Regions from separate parts of the Homo sapiens genome. Here region 1 is linked to region 2. The links are chromatin contacts, found by Hi-C or POLR2A ChIA-PET in ENCODE. All regions are on one chromosome and are shown on one strand. Each heading gives the region's core, a stretch centred on a gene start or an enhancer-like site at or near the end of the contact. The rest is flanking DNA. Distances are from core to core; before and after follow the strand shown. Region 1 overlaps NR5A2 (nuclear receptor subfamily 5 group A member 2). Region 2 overlaps LOC124904479 (a long non-coding RNA gene).

Region 1 (4,665 bases), core at 1,545-4,044, 110 kb after region 2:
TGTGTATATATATGTGTATATATATATGTGTGTATATATGTGTATATATATATATGTGTGTGTATATATATATATATATATATAGTCCATCAGTGACCAAAACATCATTATATAACGCTTGACTGTATAACCAAGATAGGACAAAATGAATATGATCATTCCTGCTGAGGGATTAGGCAGAATTGCCCAATTTGAGTCCAGCATGGCCACTCAGGACACACTGACCTTTATGGATGGCACAGAGCTCCATGTACCCAGAGTAAAGTGGAGAGAGTCAAAGTGTGAGTGACTGTAGGAGAGATTCTGCCCTCCAAAGTTCAGGGTACCCAGCATGCAGCATGCACAGCTGAGTCCTAAGGCAGCAAAAGGCAATGTACATTCCCCACGTTTCTGGGAAATCACTTTTACACTTCACAATGAAAATTTTAGATTTAGTTGAAAAGGATGGCCAAGAAATAGTAAGTCTAATTTTGAAACAAATGCAAAAGCACTATTTCTGTAATATAGAAATCCATATCTGTGCTCTTTTCCTGCGTGTGGAGTTCAAAAATTTCAGTTCAAATCCTGACTCTACATGACTGTGTACAAGTCACTTAACCTCCATTAGCTTAAATTTTCTTACTCAGAAATAAGACGTGTTTGTATTCAGCAACAGCATAGGTTCTCTTCCATGCTGATGTTCTGGGACTCAGTTCCTCCAGGGCTGAGGCCACATTGGTGCTGTCCAAAATCTGGGTAACTTGGGATGTGGGTGTTAGGGACAGTGCCCCTTGCTAAGGCTCCTGGAGGTGATCCCATGCAGTTTCCCAACTCCTTTCAGAGGAGTTGAACAGAGTGGTTGACACAGCTAAAGCAGCAAGAAACATCAACCAAGAGCACATGGCATTCTTACTTGATTTTTCTTGCTGGTTATTCCTAGTTTGCCTGGCCAATATGTCTCTGAAAAATCATCTCCTTTCAGAGGAGTTGGGAAACTGAAGAGGCATGAAGCCTCTGATTGCTGTGAGATTTATGTAACATGGGGGTTGACAAAGGCTTTCTGATTAATAAAATGTAATCAAGGAGAATAGCATGTGTGTGGAACGTGCATTAGTTCAGTGAAAACAAGGAACAGAAAGAAAGACAAGAGATGCATGCAGCATTGCTGATGGCATGGCATGTTTTGGACTCTTCGCTTGGTGTACCACGCCTTATTCAGAACAGTGTCCTGGGGATCCAAAATGCAGCTCTGTATCACAGGAGTTTCCTTCTCTTTGGAAAGACTATATATTGCCAGTTCTTGCCGGGCACATTGGCTCACACCTGTAATCCCAGCACTTTGGGAGGCCAAGGTGGGCAGATCACTTGAGGTCAGGAGTTTGAGACCAGCCTGGCCAACATGGTGAAATCCCGTCTCTACTAAAAATACAAAAATTAGCCGGGGGTGGTAGCAGGCACTTGTAATCCTAACTACTCAGGCGGCTGAGGCAGGAGAATCACTCAAACCCAGGAGGCGGAGGTTGCAGTGAGCCAAAATTGCACCACTGCACTCCAGCTGGAGAGAGAGAGACTCCATCTCAAACAAAAAAAAGACTCTATGTTGTCATTTCATAGCTTGCCTAGTACAATGGTTCTGCATAGTGGCCACTCAATATATTTTGTGTGATTTAATGTTTCAATACTGATGAGAGGCCTTGTACTTCTATTTGTTCTTCTCTCCTGGCTTTGGATTGGTCTGTTTGAAATTTAACCTTCTTAACCAAACACAGCCACAACTCAAGATAAGACTTATCAGATTTTTATCAGTAAACTAGAAAGAAGATCTAATGCAAGACTCAGATGTGAGTCACTGATTTGGTCCATTGTAGAACAGACCTGAGGCCCTGGGGTGTCCAGAGTCCACTAGAGTGCAGCATCTGGGCTAACCACGTTAACCAACTACGCTCTTCTGAGCTGGTACTAAGACAGCCACTCTATTCTGAGATTTGAACAGAGTGGTTGACACAGCTAAAGCAGCGAGAAACATCAACCAAGAGCACATGGCATTCTCACTTGATTTTTCTTGCTGGTTATTCCTAGCTTGCCTGGCCAATATGTCTCTGAAAAATCATCTCACTAAATAGCAGTAGTTAGCAAAATGACAAGATAAGCATTAACAGCTAAAATATGACAAATATTTTTAGGCATAAGGTATTCAGAAATATGCTTAAATAAATGCTATTTAGGCAATTATATTCTTGTGCCAGCAAATAACAAATGATAATCACTTCTTCCATGGCTGTAAGTTCATATTGATTAAGTTCAAACTTAGAACTCCAAAATGAATTACATCTGGTCATTGCTAAACTGCTTTGCTCACTGGAAGAAAAAAAAAATCCACAACACCTATTATACTGCATTTAATTAAGACAAGCATCAACTTTATATGCCATTATTTGCTTCTGCCAAATCTCTATGGTGTAAATATTGAACAGTGGCATCTCTTGAATGCTAATCAATCCTTTCTGAATTTCAAATGATTACATAAATTTTAGGAAATGCTTATTTGCCAGCATTACCCTCAGGTGCATATATATCAGCAAGGCATTAGTATGAAGATATGTGCAGTTATTTGACAAGTGTCTAGTGAGTGTTTTTCTAAATTAGAATATTACATATGAAAAGGTAAACACTGAGAATGAATGCTAATTGTACGAAGAACCCTGGGATATTTCTTTTGCTTATCTGACTTCATGAAGAACAATTTAACCAATGCTCTTGGGTAAAGATGTGAGGTAAATGTTCTGCTTCACTAGGCTTTGCAGTCCAGCCAGTGGCAGTGTGTGTGTGGGTGAGTATGTAATCATATTTAGAGGAAGCCAGCAATAAAGCAAATATTGTGACCAGCTTCAGGAAGGAGAATTGCCACATAATAGGAAAATCAGGTTTTGCTGTTTCAAAACCAACTTTTATGCAGCTACCAAGCAAAAAGAATTTTATGATGTTTAGACTATAATGCTTATTTCAGAATTAATAAGCATAAATTTTGATGCACAATTGGACATTTTTTACTAGTTTTCCACCCTTCTGAAGCTCTTACAGCACTTCCAGTGATGAGGTAGTCAACTAAGGGATAAGAACAGGCACTGCTATTTCACTTTCTAGAGCAGCTGTAGATTTGCCATATAGCAAATGGTACACCTGGTACTGTCACCTTCTGACTTACAGTGAATGAATCGTTCATCTTGCTTTAGGCACTGCAAACACAATTTAAATCAGTGATCAAATTTCTCTGTTGGATTTTTTTTTTCTTCTTCTTCTTCTTCTTCTTCTTCTTCTTCTTCTTCTTCTTCCTAGTTAGTTCCTGCAAGCAGATCTCTGTTGGATTTGTAAGCCTCTTTTATTAACTGGATGTAATGTTGCAAAAAAGCAAAATGGGGATTCATTTTTCCCTTTGTTTCAGTTGCTTTACTTATTAATAGATTTGTGCTCTCTTTTTCACCTCCCACACAATAGGAACACCTAATTTGGTGGCAGAAAAACAACACAACACAACACAAACTCAACAAGTTGCTGTGCCTCTTCTAGAGAAGTGGACAAAAAAGTACTCTCCTTTTGTAAGCCCTTTGAATTCTCTTCTCCAAAACTGTGTCTACAGTATTTCCAGGCTTCTCCAGAAGTGCTGAGGGAAGGGAGCACTCAGACTCCAACAGTGCCCCCCATACACTTCCTTTCTGGGGGGTTCATCGCTTAGCAAAGGCAAAATGTAGGCATCCTGAGCACAGCCCAGGTCAGAACAACTTTTCTTTTTCAAGAAGACAACCCCACAATGGCCAATCATCAGGTGATCCTGCAAAACTGTTTTCTCTCCACAGGAAGTGGCAGAAAAACCCCTTCATGATTTACACCACAATGTCACACTGACATCAGGACTCCGATTAGCTAATGGAACTGCAGTTAAAGCAACGAGTTCACACCCTCCACTGCACAATTAGAACATCCTTGCCAGGGGTAGCAAACAACTGAGCAGTTAGGGTGAAGAGGCTATGCATGGTGAAGTCTTTTCCTTTTATAAGAGAGCACATGCCAGCCTTGCTGGTAGATTCAGAATAGTACTTCCTATCGGACAAAAAGGAAGGGTCCTCTTTTAAAGAAAAACAGACAAGGAGAAAGACGTTCTGATTGAAGTGCCGTGGTTTTCTGGGCTATGTTAACACAGCAGCCTTTTGTATGCCTCACTTAATGGCTGAATGTTTGCTATTCCTACAAATCTCTGTTGTCTCTTAAGTGAGATGTGAGATCAGTAGTTGCTCTGCAGTTCTTGGCTTGTTTATAAAGCCTTCATTTTCAAATGAAGTGTGTGTGTGTATGTATGTGTGTGTATATATTCAGAGAGAGAGAGAGTCTCAAAAGTGATGAGACAGAGTTCCCATATATGATGGCTTGTGCTGGAGTTATAAGCTCTGGGCAGAGGTCCTGACTGGGCCTGGGGTATGGGGCCAGTCTCCCTATTTGCATGTTGCCTTACCAACCACTCTATAGGGAGCTTTGACAGCAAACCTCTGCCAGGTTCTGATATTGAATGCCAGAGGACAAATGGCACACACTTAAGTAAAGGGAAAAGAAGCATTAGATATTTCTTTAAATGTCAAAGCAGAAGAAATAATGGACAAAATTCAAATAAGAAAAACATTCCTATAGCAGAAA
Region 2 (4,600 bases), core at 1,425-3,924:
GACGTTATGGCCATCTTTTGAAGACACAATTTGCCACAGAAACTATTTGTTCACTCCCTTCATGTTACATATATTATCTTGGATATGGCTTAATTTGAGAGAGGTAAAAGTAAATGGAAAAAAACAAACGTGATTCTAATAATTCAACTATAGTTATTCTTTAAAACTATATGCTTTAAGTTTTATTTCAAAGAAAAGGGCATAAAGATAGGTCATTTTAAATAAGTTTTGAGTATAAAAACACTTTGAAATCTATTATGTTAGATACAAAGGCAATAAAGACTATGAATTTTTAAAAAATCATAATAATTGTTTAATCCACATCTACTTCACCATCCTTTGGAAAATCAGTTAAGTTCTGATGAAAATTTCTGTTTCTGAAAATTTTAACTATTTGGTCATTTGTTACTGTTGTTTATTGTTATATTAGAAACTCATAGTGGTTTTTTTTTTGTTGTGACAATTGTGCTTGATGTTTGCTAAGACTCAAGATTGCTGCACTGTAGAATTACAGATGCAGAACCCTTAAGGGTTTTTTCATTCATTCAATGAACATTTATTGTGCTTCTATGATGTACTGTTCTAGGCACTTCAAAAGTTATCCTGAGAGTAGTGCACAATACATGCAATAATACACATATACACATGTATATTTTATTTACCAGACGTAACAGAGAATACTCTTCCAGTAATCTTCTCTGTGCTCTTTTTCTTTTGAACTATCGAACACGGTTTTTTGCTTAATTTGTAATCATGAAAAAATTAGGAGATAAACGCAATCTTTAGAAACTATTGGAAAAGTTGTCTTGCTCTTGACACGTAATTAATCCATAAGTGGAACTAAGAATCTTTGGTATAATTTGTTCAATACAACATAGAGATCTCTCTCAAAAATAACTTATTTATCTGTCTATTAATGTATCTTAAAAATATATTGTCATAGATCCTTATTTGCCTATATAATGACTTTACATAATTAAATTTTCAGTAGATTTTTGTCTAGTGACCAATTTTGATCAATAACCATTTGTTGAAACAATTCACTGTAGCAGGCATCTTTGCATGCACTGTCTCGTTTAATCCTTAGATGAAATCTATGATGGGATATTAGTATCCCCATTTCATAGATTAGTCTATCTGGTTCTCAACGTTTCCCCCTTTCCTACAGGCTTTTCCTTACCTGTTTCGTGCCACCTAAGATAAAGAAGGAAAGGGTGACGATTGTGGTACTTGTTAGAACCAAATGTTATCTAAATCATGGTACCCAGAGTTATATCAATCATAGATTTCACCTATACATAAACTTTCTCCCCTTCATTTCGACTTTTCATTGAGATCTGGCAGGACACCAAACACAAGAGGTATCATTATGTTTCCAGCATGAACAAGAATCTGAGATCAAGTTGTTATGATACAGGTTGAGCATTCTGAATCAGAAAACCTGAAATTCAAAATCCTCCAAAATCCGAAACTTTTTGAGCACTGACCTGATGCTGCAACTAGGAAATTTCACACCTGACCTTATGTGACAGGTTGCAATCAAAACTTTGTTTTATGCACAAAAGTATTAAAAATATTGTATAAAATTACCTTCAGGCTATCTGTATAAAGTGTATGTGAAATATAAATGAATTTTGTGTTTAGACTTGGGTCCCATCCCCAAGATATCTCATTATGTATATGAAATATTCCAAAATCCAAAAGAATCCGAAATCCTACAACACCTCTTGTCCCAAATATTTCACATAAGGGATACTCAACTTGGACATCATCTAGTTTCTATGTTTTCTGTAGTGAGGTAAAATTGCATTTATTAAATCATTTTTAAATGATGTAGTAAAAAAAAAAAAAAAAGAAGTCAGAAATATAATTGTATCTCAAGCGATCCCAGCTCCATCATGCCTCATCTGTGTTTCACCAAGCAGCAGCAACAGCAGTGGGTTCGAAGAGCTCCAGAAGTGCAAATTTAGCATTTCGCAGATGTTCCAATAAAGCCAAACTGGCTGGTAAGTGAGTCAGGGCAGATTTTTAAGCCCTTTCTTTGCTCTGCAGGGCGCCAACTGTGCTTGTGTAATCTTTATACAAAGTAATGTTGATCTGTTTCGTTCTCTTTTTGCAGTGGCATTTTTCACTTGAATGATTCTGCTTCGTGCAACATCAGGATAAGCACGCGGAGGCTTCTTTGCATTAGAAAGTAAACATACGTATGCACAATTGCACACCACACAGTGGTTCGTGCGGGTGGAGGAGATTGTGCTTTTAAGGAATAATCTCTCCTCTTCAGAAAACTAACCGCTTTATATGTTTATCGGGCAGATTTTCTTTGGTGGTGTTTTAATGGCTTGTTTGTCAGACATGTTGCATATTAAACAAGCAAAGCCTGGCTTCTCTTAGGATCCAAGGTCCTCTTTATTCTCTCCTCCATATTGGAAATCATTCCTGTCAGCTCGTGCTCTCCAAGCTGCCTGGAAGAACTTTGGCATAGTTTTCCTAACCTTTCAAACAGTAAAAGCAAAACTCTCCTTTGATAAAAAAGCCGGAGGACTTTGGCATGTAGCCATAAAGGATGCAGGCGACTCGGCTGCGATCTGACAGAATAATCCACAAAACACTGAAAAGTTCTCGTTAAGGTCCCCAGAGTGGGCTGAGGCACTTTGCTTGTACTTAACATATATCAACTGTCACCCGGCGGCAGTCAGTGTTGAACTGAACACAATGGAACATCCAGATGGTCTAAACAAAGCGAACAAATGTTCACTGCTATTAAAAGCTGTTTACATCAACTTCCAGGATTTCATGTAGTGAAGTTTATATTGTGTCACTACTGAGGTGCTTAGCTCTGTCTGCATTGAAGAGCGGCCTTTTAAAAACTCCTGTTGCTTATATGCTCATGCTCTCAGCACCTAGTGGAAAGTGAAGTTGAATAGTAAGTTAGGAAATTGCATAATGTCAACTAGTCATGCAATTTCAGACATTTTAAGTGATTTGCCCCCATTCTGTTATATTGGTCATCTATTGCAGCCTCAGCTCCAGACCCAATAAACACAAAGCAGACCCTCTTCTCTGATGGGGGTGTGTCATGGATGGATGGATGGGTGGGTGACCGCTATCTGCTTCTGCAGACAGGGCCTCTGAGTCTCGTTGGCTCCTCACTGGGGATGTTTACGCAGTAATGGTTTTGTTTTCTTCCTCTAAGATGCTGCGATATCAGATCCTGTCTTATTGGGGATTAATATACATGAGCGATAAACCCACACTTTTTCTGTCTTCTTCCTTTGACCTCTTTATGGCATCTCTTTTACAAATTCCAGACACACTGCCTACATTGTTAAAGATTTGTTGTTGCCATTAATAACAATACTCATATAAAAGGTGTCCAGCTTATTTATGGTTAAAGAAGAATCTACAAAAACTGTCCCTCTTTATTAATCACTACCAATTCCTCTTGGCATAACATAGCTAAACGAATAAGTAAATACTAAAAGAATACTATTTATTAATTTGCTCTACAAATCATAGTATAACAAAATAGACCCTCATACATGCAAGCTCATTAATTAAAATAATTATTTTCTATATAAACATCATTTTAACTCAATTTTATGTTACATTTGTGTTAAATTTTACACACCCCCAAAATAATCGTATATCATTTGTTGTCATTTTTGTTGTTACCATACTTTTTTATTACCATGAAGACTTTTTAAAGAGACGTGATCTCATAAATGATTAAACTCAAACGTTTAAGAAAATATGATTTGTTGGCCTTATTTTCACCAGAAATGAACTTTTGTTTTAAGATCAAGATGGATATTGAATAATGTCATATGCCATGATACACAGCTGAATTTTACTGATGATATGTATGTCCTCAAAGAAAGATTGATGTGGGCTCCTTATGAGCTCAGTAAAAGTGGATTGATCTCTATTGCATGGGGAAACTTCTGTCTTCACAGTTGTTCTGGTAAATGGGATCATTTCAATACATTTGGTAAGGAACGGGTTTGGATCTGTATTTTTTTATAGGGTTATAGGCCTCCTTCCTTGCATAATCACATGAGATTCAAAGTTTCAGATCCCTTGCTTCAGTTTAGAGAAAAATATATTGTCTATAAAAAGCCAAACTAGTATAGTAGACGGCGCGTACACAATGATACTAATACACAAGGAACAGCACAGCCCTCTCTAGAGAGCTTTTAAGAGTTGGGAACTTTTCACTGACAATAATTTTGTTAAATACTGTGTCAAGAGGCAACATGAAAGCTATGAAAACATCATGTGCACCTCTATAATTTGGATTAGGGAGATACTTGTATTGGTTGTTGGTATGTGTGGTATTTTTCACAAATGTCTCAGAGCAATTGGATAGGATTTTGGAAATATGGACCGTACAGATGTGAAAATAAAAAGTAACAAAACAAGAGCTTCAGCTTTTGCCGGGGGTCAAGCACTATGCCCACTTCAGACGAGCCATTCCAAGCCTGTCTGTCAGTCCCAGCGCAAGCTGCTCCATTTCCTGTTTATGCCTGTGCAGAGTTCCACATCCGGGCGAGCTTGCCTTCAGCGGCAGGTTTTTCCGCACGCCCCAGGAGAGCTCTTC

The links. A loop is a pair of places that touch in the nucleus more often than their neighbours do. ChIA-PET counts read pairs that join two places held with the same protein, here RNA polymerase II (POLR2A). Pooled maps may share reads with other maps.
Region 1: a loop to region 2 is called in a pooled map, with 1.9 times the contacts of the local background. The contact joins two enhancer-like sites. A Hi-C loop is called at or near these places in 9 of 168 maps with a recorded cell type or tissue (B cell, GM12878, GM18951 and 6 more), 8 of 37 single-sample maps with no recorded cell type and 13 of 50 pooled maps. POLR2A ChIA-PET finds 5 or more read pairs at or near these places in 2 of 52 experiments (AG04450 and OCI-LY7).

What each region holds. Positions count from the first base shown.
Region 1 is chr1:200,128,925-200,133,589 of GRCh38, reverse strand. The region is part of intron 7 of NR5A2 (nuclear receptor subfamily 5 group A member 2); the gene reads right to left. Among named protein-coding and RNA genes, the nearest start is that of NR5A2, 100 kb to the right of the region's middle. Within about 2 kb of position 2,794, at least 3 of the 41 ENCODE cell types and tissues checked have a DNase peak (open chromatin) inside an H3K27ac peak, as active enhancers do.
Region 2 is chr1:200,240,790-200,245,389 of GRCh38, reverse strand. LOC124904479 (a long non-coding RNA gene) reads left to right here. Exons shown (of 2, transcript XR_007066782.1): 1 at 1-2,006; 2 at 2,120-3,752. Among named protein-coding and RNA genes, the nearest start is that of LINC00862, 130 kb to the left of the region's middle. Within about 2 kb of position 2,674, at least 7 of the 41 ENCODE cell types and tissues checked have a DNase peak (open chromatin) inside an H3K27ac peak, as active enhancers do.